2 separate regions of the Homo sapiens genome follow, and region 2 is linked to region 1. Evidence: read pairs that join two places in POLR2A ChIA-PET (ENCODE). Cell type or tissue: MCF 10A. All regions are shown on one strand. Links, peaks and the distances in the headings refer to the core of each region. The heading gives the core; the rest is flanking DNA.

Region 1 (5,387 bases), core at 51-5,050:
AAAATTTCTTCATTCAGATTCACGCTGAAATATCCACCCTTGAATTTAAAAATAATACAAACCAATTATTTAAGATAATTGTTGTTATACCCATCACATCTTATTTACCTTAAAAATCAGTCATTCAACAATTTTAGTCCTCCAAAGAAAAGGCAAAAATGGTCCCCAAGGCTCCCCCAAAACAGCTCTTGCGAAATCCAAGGATTTTTATTACTAGAAGAGACCCTTGCTCAAAATCAGTTGATTCTTTTATAACATGGAATTCTCCACAGACTCACTGTTCTCCTAATCCGAAGAGGTGAGGAAGCAATAAAGTATGAAAAATGTGTTTTTGGTCTGTTGGTGGTTCTGTGGAGGGGAAGTGGGACACCCAAGATAGGCAGAGTGACAGTAGGACCAGCAAAAGAAACTAAGAGATGAAGAGAAACTAAACTAAAAGTAGCCAAATGCAAAATGAACTGAATCATCACTGAACTGTTAAATTAGGTTCAGAATTCCAGTGTTTTGGACAGCACTGGCAAGTAAATACATTTTTAAAAGACTTCCCTCAAAATAATTAACATAAAAATAGTCTTGGCCATTGAGTCTTCATCCTACAGGAAATTTTATTCATGGAATACCTCACCTCCTAATGAAACTGGATAAATGGGATTTTTTTTTTTCATTAATTTACGGTATAAAGGAGATCCTGGCGGGGCGCGGTGGCTCATGCCTGTAATCCTAACACTTTGGGAGGCCGAGGCGGGCAGATCACAAGGTCAGGAGTTCGAGACCAGCCTGGCCAACATGGTGAAACACCACCTCTGCTAAAAAAAAAACACAAAAATTAGCCGGGTGCGATGGCAGGTGCCTGTAATCCCAGCCACTCAGAAGGCTGAGGCAGGAGAATTGCTTGAACCCAGGAGGCAGAGGTTGCAGTGAGCCGAGATCACACCACTGCACTCAAGCCTGGGTGACAGAGCAAGACTCCATCTCGGGAAAATAAATAAATAAATAAAAGGAGATCCTGCCTAGATATTTCTACAATCCTTGTGGGATTTTAATCTTAACAAAGTGTTAATAAAATTTTGTTCCTTCAAATTGAGAAATTTTTAGTACATGATAACAGTTATAAAGCAATTATCATATTTTTCTAAATCTTTCAAATCTTATAAGCTCATTCCCTTGAACCAAACTCAGTATAATTAAAATTCCACCTCACACGTTAGCAAAATTCAAACAGGAGAAGTAAATTATCACTCTATGTGTATAGCATAGTTTGGTCACCCAGGAAGCAAGATAAAATAAAGATATGCTTATAAGATGAAGTAAATGTAGGCTCAGGAGCCAGGAAGAGTTGGGTTTGGATACAGGCTTTTCTTCCAGGTTACCCTGACCAAGACAATCAGTTTCCCTAAAAGTCCTACCTGAAAGTGGGAATAAAAGCAACAACCTGTAGAGTGGTTCTGAAGATAAGTAACATAATATAAGCATGGCACCTTAACTCAGTGTCTGACACATGTTGACCCTCAAAATATACATAATTGATTGCTACCTTTATCATCGTCATAATCATCTCCTTTTTTTTGGTAATTATACTCTTTAACTTAAAAGCTAATATTTTTGTAAGGCCTTTAGGATGTTTTATACAACTTTGTATTATTAACTTACTTTTTTTGTTTTGTATTGTTTTGTTTTGTTTTTTTGAAGCGGAGTCTCACTCTGTCACCCAGGCTGGAGTGCAGTGGCACGATCTCGGCTTACTGTAACCTCCGCCTCCAGGGTTCAAGTGATTCTCTTGCCTCAACCTCCTGAGTAGCTGGGATTCCAGGCACCCGGCACCATGCCCAGCTTATTTTTGTATTTTTAGTAGTGATGGGGTTTCACCAAATTGGCCAGGCTGGTCTCAAACTCCTCACCTCAAGTGAACTGCTGGCCTCGGCCTCCCAAAGTGCTGGGATTACAGGCATGAGCCACTATGCCCAGCCTTTATTAACTTACTTTTAAACTTACTTTTAAAATACAAGATACTTCAATCAATTAGTTTTAGATAATTCTTATTTTGAAAGTACTGAATATCATCTGGACATGCAAAAATTAATGAATTTCATTAAGCTTTCTATTAATATTTCAAAAAGCTTTTAAGAATTAAAATGGTTAAAATTCTAATCATCTTATTTTATTTACAAGAAGGGGTCTCTCTCTATCGCCCAGGTTGGAGTACATTGGTGCGATCATAGCTCATTGCAGTCTCGACTGCGTAGGCTGAAGCGTTCCTCCCACCTCAGCCTCCTGAGTTGCTGGGATTATAGGCACAAGCGACTGTACCCTCATAATTATAATTTTAAAAGCTGAATATCATAGTATGATCAAGGTATGAAAACCTATCTGATGGCCCACCAAAAAAATCTGGAGTAAGGCACATGCACATCCTGGGATGCAGGACAGTGATTCAGCAACAAAGATGAAACTGTCACTTCCAGTTATACAATGGCTATGGCCAATCATAAAGGTAAGAAAACTCTGAGGCAACATCTTTAGATGACTCATCACTGATCAGAACTAGTACTTAAGAATGTTCAACTTTACAGTTCAAAGATTTATACACTTAGACCTATCAACAACATATTGGACCAGACTAAGCAAACCGTCAGAAAACACCCTGGCTGTTTGTAGTTTCCAGCTAACAAGCCTCACTCAGCAAGTGGTTTATAGTAACAAGCATGATGTAATATACCCATACATAAATAAATATATAATGATACTGCCTAAATTAGCAATGCCCAGAGTCATTAGTAATTTGAAGTTTATGGCCACAGTGGCTCATGCCTGTAATGCCAGCACTTTGGGAGGCTGAGGCAGGCAGATCACCTGAGGTCAGGAGTTCGAGACCTGCCTGGCCAACATGGCAAAACCTCATCTCTACTAAAAATACAAAAAATTAGCCAGGTGTGGTGGTGTGCACCTGTAGTCCCAGCTACTTGGGAGGCTGAAGCAGGAGAATTGCTTAAACCTGGGAGGCAGAGATTGCAGTGAGCCAAGATCATGCCGCTGCACTCCAGCCTGGGCAACAGAGTGAGACTCTGTTTCAAAAAATAATAATCATAAACAATAGGCCAGGCGCAGTGGCTCATGCCTGAATCCCAGCACTTTGGGAGGCCAAGGTGGGCAGATCACAAGGTCAAGAGATCGAGACCATCCTGGCCAACATGGTGAAACCCCATCTCTACTAAAAATACAAAAATTAGCTGGGTGTGGCGGCGCCCATGTGTAGTCCCAGCTACTCAGGAGGCTGAGGCAGAAGAATCACTTGAACCTGAGAGGCAGAGGTTGCAGTGGCCGAGATCGTGCCACTGCACTCCAGCCTGGCAACAGAGAGAGACTCCATCTAAAAAATAATAATAATAAATAATAATTTGAAGTTTTTCTTTTTTCTTAATTTTATTTTTTCTATATTAAACATATATTACATATGTAACTAAAATAAAATTTGTATACAAGACACCTATGCATAATCACTATCAGTAGCAGTTTAAAAGGCAAAAAAAAGTCAGTCCCATTATATATCCAAAGTTCTAATTAAATAAGTGTTTACATATAAGTAATAAGAAGAATAAGATATTGCTAGTTATTTCTTCACATTGCTTACCTTACTCACCAGAAGATAGCAAAAGAGTGCTGAATTCTCCTTTCCAAGAAGTTGGAACCATAGTAATTGGGAAGGTTTTAGCTCTTTTTGTAACCATGCCTTCCCAGTTTCAGCGAGTTCTACTCCAGCCAACTTAACCAGCAAAGCACCACGTGGCTCTTCTAAAAAGGTTAGGTAGAAAAGAGTTTAGCTTTAACAGCATGTTGCAAAAGCAAATTCCAGTCAGTTGGCCTCCAACAAACAAACAAATATATTATGTTTATTTATAAATACCCAGTCTCTCTAACTGTAGACCCATTTATTTCTATATTCAAGTTTTCTTTTAAAACAATACAAGTATATATAACACAGTAATTTCAAAAACTCATTTTTTTTTCTTTTTTCTTTTTGAAACAGGGTCTCACTCTGTCACCTAGGCTGGAGTACAGTGGCGCAATCTCAGTTCACTGCAATCTCTGCCTCCCAGGTTCAAGCGATTCTCGTGCCTCAACCTCCTGAGTAGCTGGGATTACAGGCATGCACCACCATGCCCAGCTGATTGTTGCATTTTTAGTAGAGACAGGGTCTCGTTATGTTGGCCAAGCTGGTCTCGAACCCCTAGCCTCAAGTGATCCACCCACCTCGGCCTCCCAAAGTGCTGGGATTACAGGCGTGAGTCACCACGCCCAGCCTTCAAAAACCCATTTCAGTAAGCTTCAGAACAAGTAGTGAGATTTAACCAATTTAACCTTCTTTTTTCAACCTCCCATGCTTATTTTTACACATACACACATAAAGCTATAGGCCTTCAGTTTAATAATATGGGCTATTACCACCAAAAGAACCACAGAAACTGCTTTTTCACTTAACTTATTGAAGATATCTTCCAATCTCAACAAATATTGATCTACATCAACACTGTTATGCTTATACATTTTGCAAAACTGACTTCTAGACAGGATTTTATCAATTGATATTCTAAGTAGCATAATATGAAGAAGACCTGTTTACCCAAACCCTTGATAGAATTTTAACCAATGTAATTTTAATAACAAGATTTTACTTTAGATAAAATTTATAACTTTCCAAAAAGGGATAACAGCTGACAAAAAAAACTTAATGTCTTTAAAAAAATTATACACTTAACATACATTAAGCTCTTACATAATGGTTGAAAATATAAAGTTACATCCATCTATTCTCCAGGAAAGAAATAATACTTTAGTTCAAGAAGATATCCTAGAACACTGTTATATTATTTGATAAAAAAATAAATTTTATTAGGATATGGGCTTCTTAAAACCTGTCCTAGAATTTTAGTTTGAGAAGCACCAAAAGCTATAAGCAATTGTACTACTGCACTCCAGCCTAGGCTACAGGGCAAGAACTTATCTCAAAATAAAGAAGGTCAGGTGCAGTGCCTCACTCCTGTAATCCCAGCACTTTGGGAGGCCAAGGTGGGTGGATCACCTGAGGTCAGGAGTTCAAGATCAGTCTGGCCAACATGGTGAAACCCCATCTCTACTAAAAATACAAAAATTAAGGCCAGGTGTGGTGGCTCACACCTGTAATCCCAGCACTTTGGGAGGCTGAGGCAGGTGGATCACCTGAGGTTAGGAATTCGAGACAAGCCTGACCAACATGGTGAAACCCTGTCTCTACTAAAAATACGAAATTAGCCAGGCATGGTGGCACATGCCTGTAATCTCAGCTACTTTGGAGGCTGAGGCAGGAGACGTGCTTGAATTTGGGAGGCGGAAGTTGCGGTGAGCCAAGATCG
Region 2 (5,387 bases), core at 290-5,289, 140 kb after region 1:
GAAACATTTCAGGAATCTTGTATGTGATATACCAGAAGAAGCTTTAAACATAAAGATTTGGTTAAGATTTGACATTTTTCTGTCTTTCTAGTTCTAAAATTCTGGGACTCTATCACAACCTATACTATTCCTAAACAACAATGTCAACAACAAACCCCAAAATATCTTTTTGACATTAATGTACTTTATCTTCTTGCTTTATTTTTAATTTACATTTTTATTCCTTAGTATTATTTATTATTTATTTTGTAATTTAATTTAATTTTTTTTTTGAGACGGAGTCTCACTCTGTCGCACGCCCAGGCTGGAGTGCAGTGGCAAGATCTCGACTCACTGCAACCTCCACCTCCCGGGTTCAAGTGATTCTCCCACCTCAGTCTCCCAAGTAAGTGGGATTACAGGCAAAATTTTTTGTGTTTTTAGTAGAGACGGAGTTTCACCATATTGGCCAGGCTGGTCTTGAACTCCCGATCTCAGGTGATCTGCCTCGGCCTCCGAAAGTGCTGGGATTACAGGCATGAGCCACCGCGCCTGGCCGTTCCTTATTATTATTTAATATCGAGTTCTTAGTCAGATTTTCCATAACGTAAACAGTATATTTTTATGGTTGATTTGTTTGAATCAGGGTCCAGAGAAAGTGTACACATTACATTTGATTAATGTTACTTAAGTCTCTTAAGTAACACTTACTTAACTAAGTTTCATTAATTTGTTTGGCACTAGAGGTCCACATTGGTACTGGGTTGTAATTGTTTCTAGGACTTTCAGATAACAGAGTTGGGCAGTACCTAGTCTTTTAGAATTGGGAAACAGAATCATTAGTGTATACTTATTTCCAGTTAAAATGAAAGATTATAGGGTTTTTACCTAACTCTTTTGATTTTGTATCTCCCTACTCTTAAGCTGAAAATGTTGATTACTAATTATTTGTTTTAACCTACAGTATGCCTGTATCTATATTGTACTTACAGTTACAGGATAACAGTTTCAGTACTAAGTCCTATTACTACTTACATAAGACTACCGAATGAAGTGTTAAGGTCTTTGAAATACCTCTGTTCTTAACATAAATCTCAACAGATATATAATGTTGAAATTATTGTTCTGTAATCTCTTGAAATTATTCCTGTGTGTCTGGTTATACTACCAACTTCATATATTTATTTGTTCTAGTTTCCTTCCAATTTTTATGGATTGCCTTTTTTAAGGTCTAAGGTTTTTTATTGGCTTTATTTGTAATGGACATAATATTTGAATTCTAGCAGTATTCCATTGTCACTTTTTTTTTTTCTGTTTTTCTAATCATGTATGGCAAGCTTGTGTTTCTAAAACAAAAGAACCCATGAATCATGTTTTTAATTAAGATATTTGTGTGTTTTATTTTTTGTATGTTTAGGGGCCTTCAGAAGGAAGAAGTTGTTTTGCTTACACATGGAGATAGTGTAGACAAAGTAGCTGATGGATTCAAGGTTGTGGCACGTTCTGGAAACATAGTAGCAGGTGAAAATTCTAAAAATTTTGCAGAGTTCATTTAAAAAACTTTATCTGAAGAGTAAGCATATGCTTCTGTATGAGGTACTCTTTGATTTTTCCTTTTTCTTCTGATTTTTCTTCTCTTTTTTTTAAAGATAATAATGAATGTAGGATTAACTGTTATGAAGGGAATTTAATAATAGGAGGATTATCCAGAAGTCTCTCACTTACTGGTTTACTGGTTTGCTTTGAAATACGTTGAAAAATGTTCATCCTAATATAAGCTTTTCAAACATAAAACACTATACTTTTGTAACTCAGGAAAAATTTGAGAACTCGCTGTCTTCATACTATACTATATTCAGAGTTACTTGTCTTTTATTCCTTTCTTAGGTGTACATAGCCCATAGCACCCAAATAAGTACTCAAGACATTTCCCTGAACCAGGGTTGGCAAACTGTGACTTGTGGGTCAAATCTAGTCTTTTGCCTTTTTTTAATGTCCAGGAGCTAAGAATGATTTTTACATTATTAAAGGGTTATAATAAAATACAGGGACTGTGTATGTTGCACAGAGCCCAAACTATTTACTCTCTAGTCCTTTGCAGAAAGTTTGCTGACCCATGCTCTTAAACCATTTTGTTCTCTAATTTTTTGAGGAAGGGGAATTGACTTTCTGGCTGTTTGGGGTTTTGACTTGCTTACCTGAATAATGTAAATGGTCACTAATATTCCTGGAAGTTAGTAAAAGAAAAAGGTGGGTTTATCACTAAAGTTCTCTTTGAGATACCACACCTAAATAATAAGTTGAAAAAAAGATTTGTCATGGACATGCTGAATTTAGTAATCTGCCTGCTGTTACTTAACAGACATTAGCATAATGTATGCTAATATGTTAGCATAGGAATGCCCAAGAATGGTTTTATACTAAAAGTTTTTTACTTCATAAAAAAAGATCAACAGTGGTAGATAAGCTTGTGTATTTTTATTCATCCAACAAACATTCGAGTACCTATTATGTGTCATGCACAGTTCTAGGTGTCAAGGATTTAGCAATGAATAAAATAGGCCAGGTGCGGTGGCTCTCACCTATAATTCCAGCACCTTGGGAGACTGGAAAGTGGATAGCTTGAGGCCAGGAGTTCAATCCAGCCTGGGCACCATAGTGAGACCCCATCTCTACATAAAAATAATTTTAAAAAAATTAGCCAGGTGTGGTGATGCACATTTGCAGTCCTAGCTACTCAGGAGGCTGAGGTGGGAGAATCATTTGGCCCTAAGAGATCATGACTGCGGTGAGCTGTGGTTGTGCCCCTACACTCCATCCTGGGCAACAGAGCAAGACCCTCTCTCCTAAGAAGAAAACAAAACCCAAAACCAATATAGCAAAAATGCTTGTTTAACACTGGAAAAAGGGAAAGTAAACAATAAAGAAATACAGAATATGTCAGAATCAGATAGTGTTTACATTGAAAAAATGGGGGAAGAGGGTATTCTGGAATATGTGTGATTAGGGTTGTTGCAATTTTATAGGCTATTCAGGGAAGGCATTCCTATAAGATGACATTGGACATGAAGAAAATAAGTGCTAACCTTTTTGGATATTTGGGGAAAGAGGAAACAGCAGTACAGAGATCCTGGGTGGGGACCATATTTGAGGAGCAGCAGGAATCCATGTGGTTGGAGCAGAGTAAGCATGGTGGGGAGAGTGAAAGAAGGTGAAATTAGAGAGGTAGTTGGATGCCAGAACACAGGACCTTTGGGCCACTGCAATACTTTGGCTTTACTCATAGTGAGGTGGGGTTTTAAGTGAAGGAGAGATGTGATCTAATTTAAGGATTAAGCTGTGATGAGGAGAAAAGATACAGGGTGAAAGAGAAGCAAGAAGACAAGCTAGGAATTTATTGTAGTAATCAGGAGAGAGACAGCGTTGTCAGGATCAGGATAGTAGTGATAGATGCAGGAGGAAGATAAAGGGGAGGGTACCTGGAGAATCTCCCACCAGCCTGCCTACTGGGAGAACAGGGTGGGGCCACAGGAAGTTCTCACCCTTTGCAGGAGGGAGGAGCCTGGCCTTTCCTGTTCCTGTGTGGTGACCTCGGATTCAATCTGTGAGATGGGGGCCTGTTAACAGGAAGCCTTCTCACTTTGCTGAGAGTTTTTTTCCCTTTTTCTCAATAAATTCCATTCCCCCTTACCCTTCAAAGTGTCTGCGTGCCTAACTTTTCCTGGTCATGTGAAAAGAACCCGGTTTTTTCTACAGCAGTAGAAGAGGAAGTTGTTAGGACCAGGGTGGCAGAGATAGAAGTTGTCAGGACTAGGGTGATAGAGGTAGACATTGTTAGGAGTGATTGGATTCCACTGTTTTGAAGGCAGAGACAGAGGATTTGCTGTTAGATTGAATATGGAGTGGGGAAGAAAAAGTAGAATCAAGTTTTAGCTCCCAAGTTTTTTTGCCTGAGGAACCAAAAGGAAGATGTTTCTATTTACCTGATTGGAAAGACCTCAGGAGTTTGAGTTTGCATATTAAATTCAAGATGGTTTATTAAACATCAAAACAAAGGTGCTGAGTAGGCAGTTGTATATATGAGCCTGGACTTTAGAGGAGAAAACTGGGCTGGAGGTATAAATTTGGGGGTTTACCAGCATACAGACAGAATTTTAAGGTGATGAGAGTATGAGATCTCTTAGAATATTTAGAAAAGAGATTTAAGGGCTGAGGACTGAGTAACTTCCATGTGTAGAGGTGGGCAAGATGAAGAGGAACCAGCAAAGAGATTCAGAAGGAATAGACAGTAAAATAAGTGAACCAAGAGAGTGGTATGCTGAGAGCCAAATAAAGTGTGAAGTACTGTGGTATAGTAGAATGAGTATGAGTTTGGGAGCCTGTCAGGCCTGATTTAGTTACTTAATTACCTGAGAGTTCATACAAGTTTCTTGATATCTCAGAGCCATAAAATAGGAGTAACACATGCACATGTAAAATACCTAGCCTAACATCTATTGCCCCATAGGTAATATTTGCCAGAAACACATTTGTCAAGTAGTTGAATATATTTTTGTGGTTAATAGTAGTCAAGAAAGAAACAGTATATTCTGACAAGTCTAATATATGAGATTCTTTTAATATAAGAACTTGGTAGCTGTACAATGCATTTGAAAGCCATGTGCAACTGAGAACCAAAATTGAATTATCAATGCACTAGATAGACAAGGCAACTGAAGTAACTTGGGTGGAGAGGTGAGAATACTGTGAAACAATCTCTATGTGGGACTTAATGTACGTCCTATACCTCATTAATTGCTGTGTCAAGAAAGACCTTTATAAAGAAAGGTTATAGCAATGTAGTTTTTGTCTTTGTTATGTATTTCCTATTCCTATAGCTAAAAATCTACTGAGACATACCAGTTTTAACATTTATAGAGGAAGAAGGCTGGGTGCAGTGGCGCACACCTGTAATCCCAGCACTTTGGGAGGCCGAGGCAGGAGGATTACTTGAGCCCAGGAGTTCAACAGGCAACAAGATAAAACCCCATCTCTTCAAAATATTTAAAAATTAGCTGAGTGTGGTGGCATGCACCTGTTGTTCCAGCTACTCAGGAGGCTGAGGTGGAAGGATCACTTGAGCCCAGGAGATCGAGACTATAGTGAGCTATGATTACACCTCTGCACTCCAGCCTGGGTGACAGAGCAGTAAATACCCTGTCTAAAAAATAAAATAAAATAGGCCGGGCGCAGTGGCTCACGCCTGTAATCCCAGCACTTTGGGAGGCTGAGATGGGCGGATTACAAGGTCAGGAGATCAAGACCAGCCTGGCCAATATGGTGAAACCCTGTCTCTACTAAAAATATAAAAGAAATAAGCCGAGCGTGGTGGCACACACCTGTTGTTCCAGCTACTCGGGAGGCTGAGG

What was found. ChIA-PET counts read pairs that join two places held together with the same protein. Peaks named below come from ENCODE experiments on the same cell type or tissue, not always from the same donor. Only the 100,000 strongest peaks of a DNase experiment are listed, where the experiment ranks them.
Region 2: POLR2A ChIA-PET joins it to region 1 with 5 read pairs; 2 of 35 experiments call an interaction of 5 or more read pairs at or near these places.

What each region holds. Positions count from the first base shown.
Region 1 is chr3:155,763,881-155,769,267 of GRCh38, forward strand. It overlaps C3orf33 (chromosome 3 open reading frame 33), which reads right to left. Exons shown (of 5, transcript NM_001308229.2): 4 at 3,629-3,789; 5 at 1-38. Among named protein-coding and RNA genes, the nearest start is that of PLCH1, 22 kb to the left of the region's middle. In MCF 10A, for the core only: no CTCF peak of the experiment used is centred there; a DNase peak (open chromatin) is centred at 2,511.
Region 2 is chr3:155,904,764-155,910,150 of GRCh38, forward strand. It overlaps GMPS (guanine monophosphate synthase), which reads left to right. Exons shown (of 16, transcript NM_003875.3): 5 at 1,397-1,500. Among named protein-coding and RNA genes, the nearest start is that of GMPS, 37 kb to the left of the region's middle. RefSeq lists a silencer at 3,458-3,724. In MCF 10A, for the core only: no CTCF peak of the experiment used is centred there; no DNase peak of the experiment used is centred there.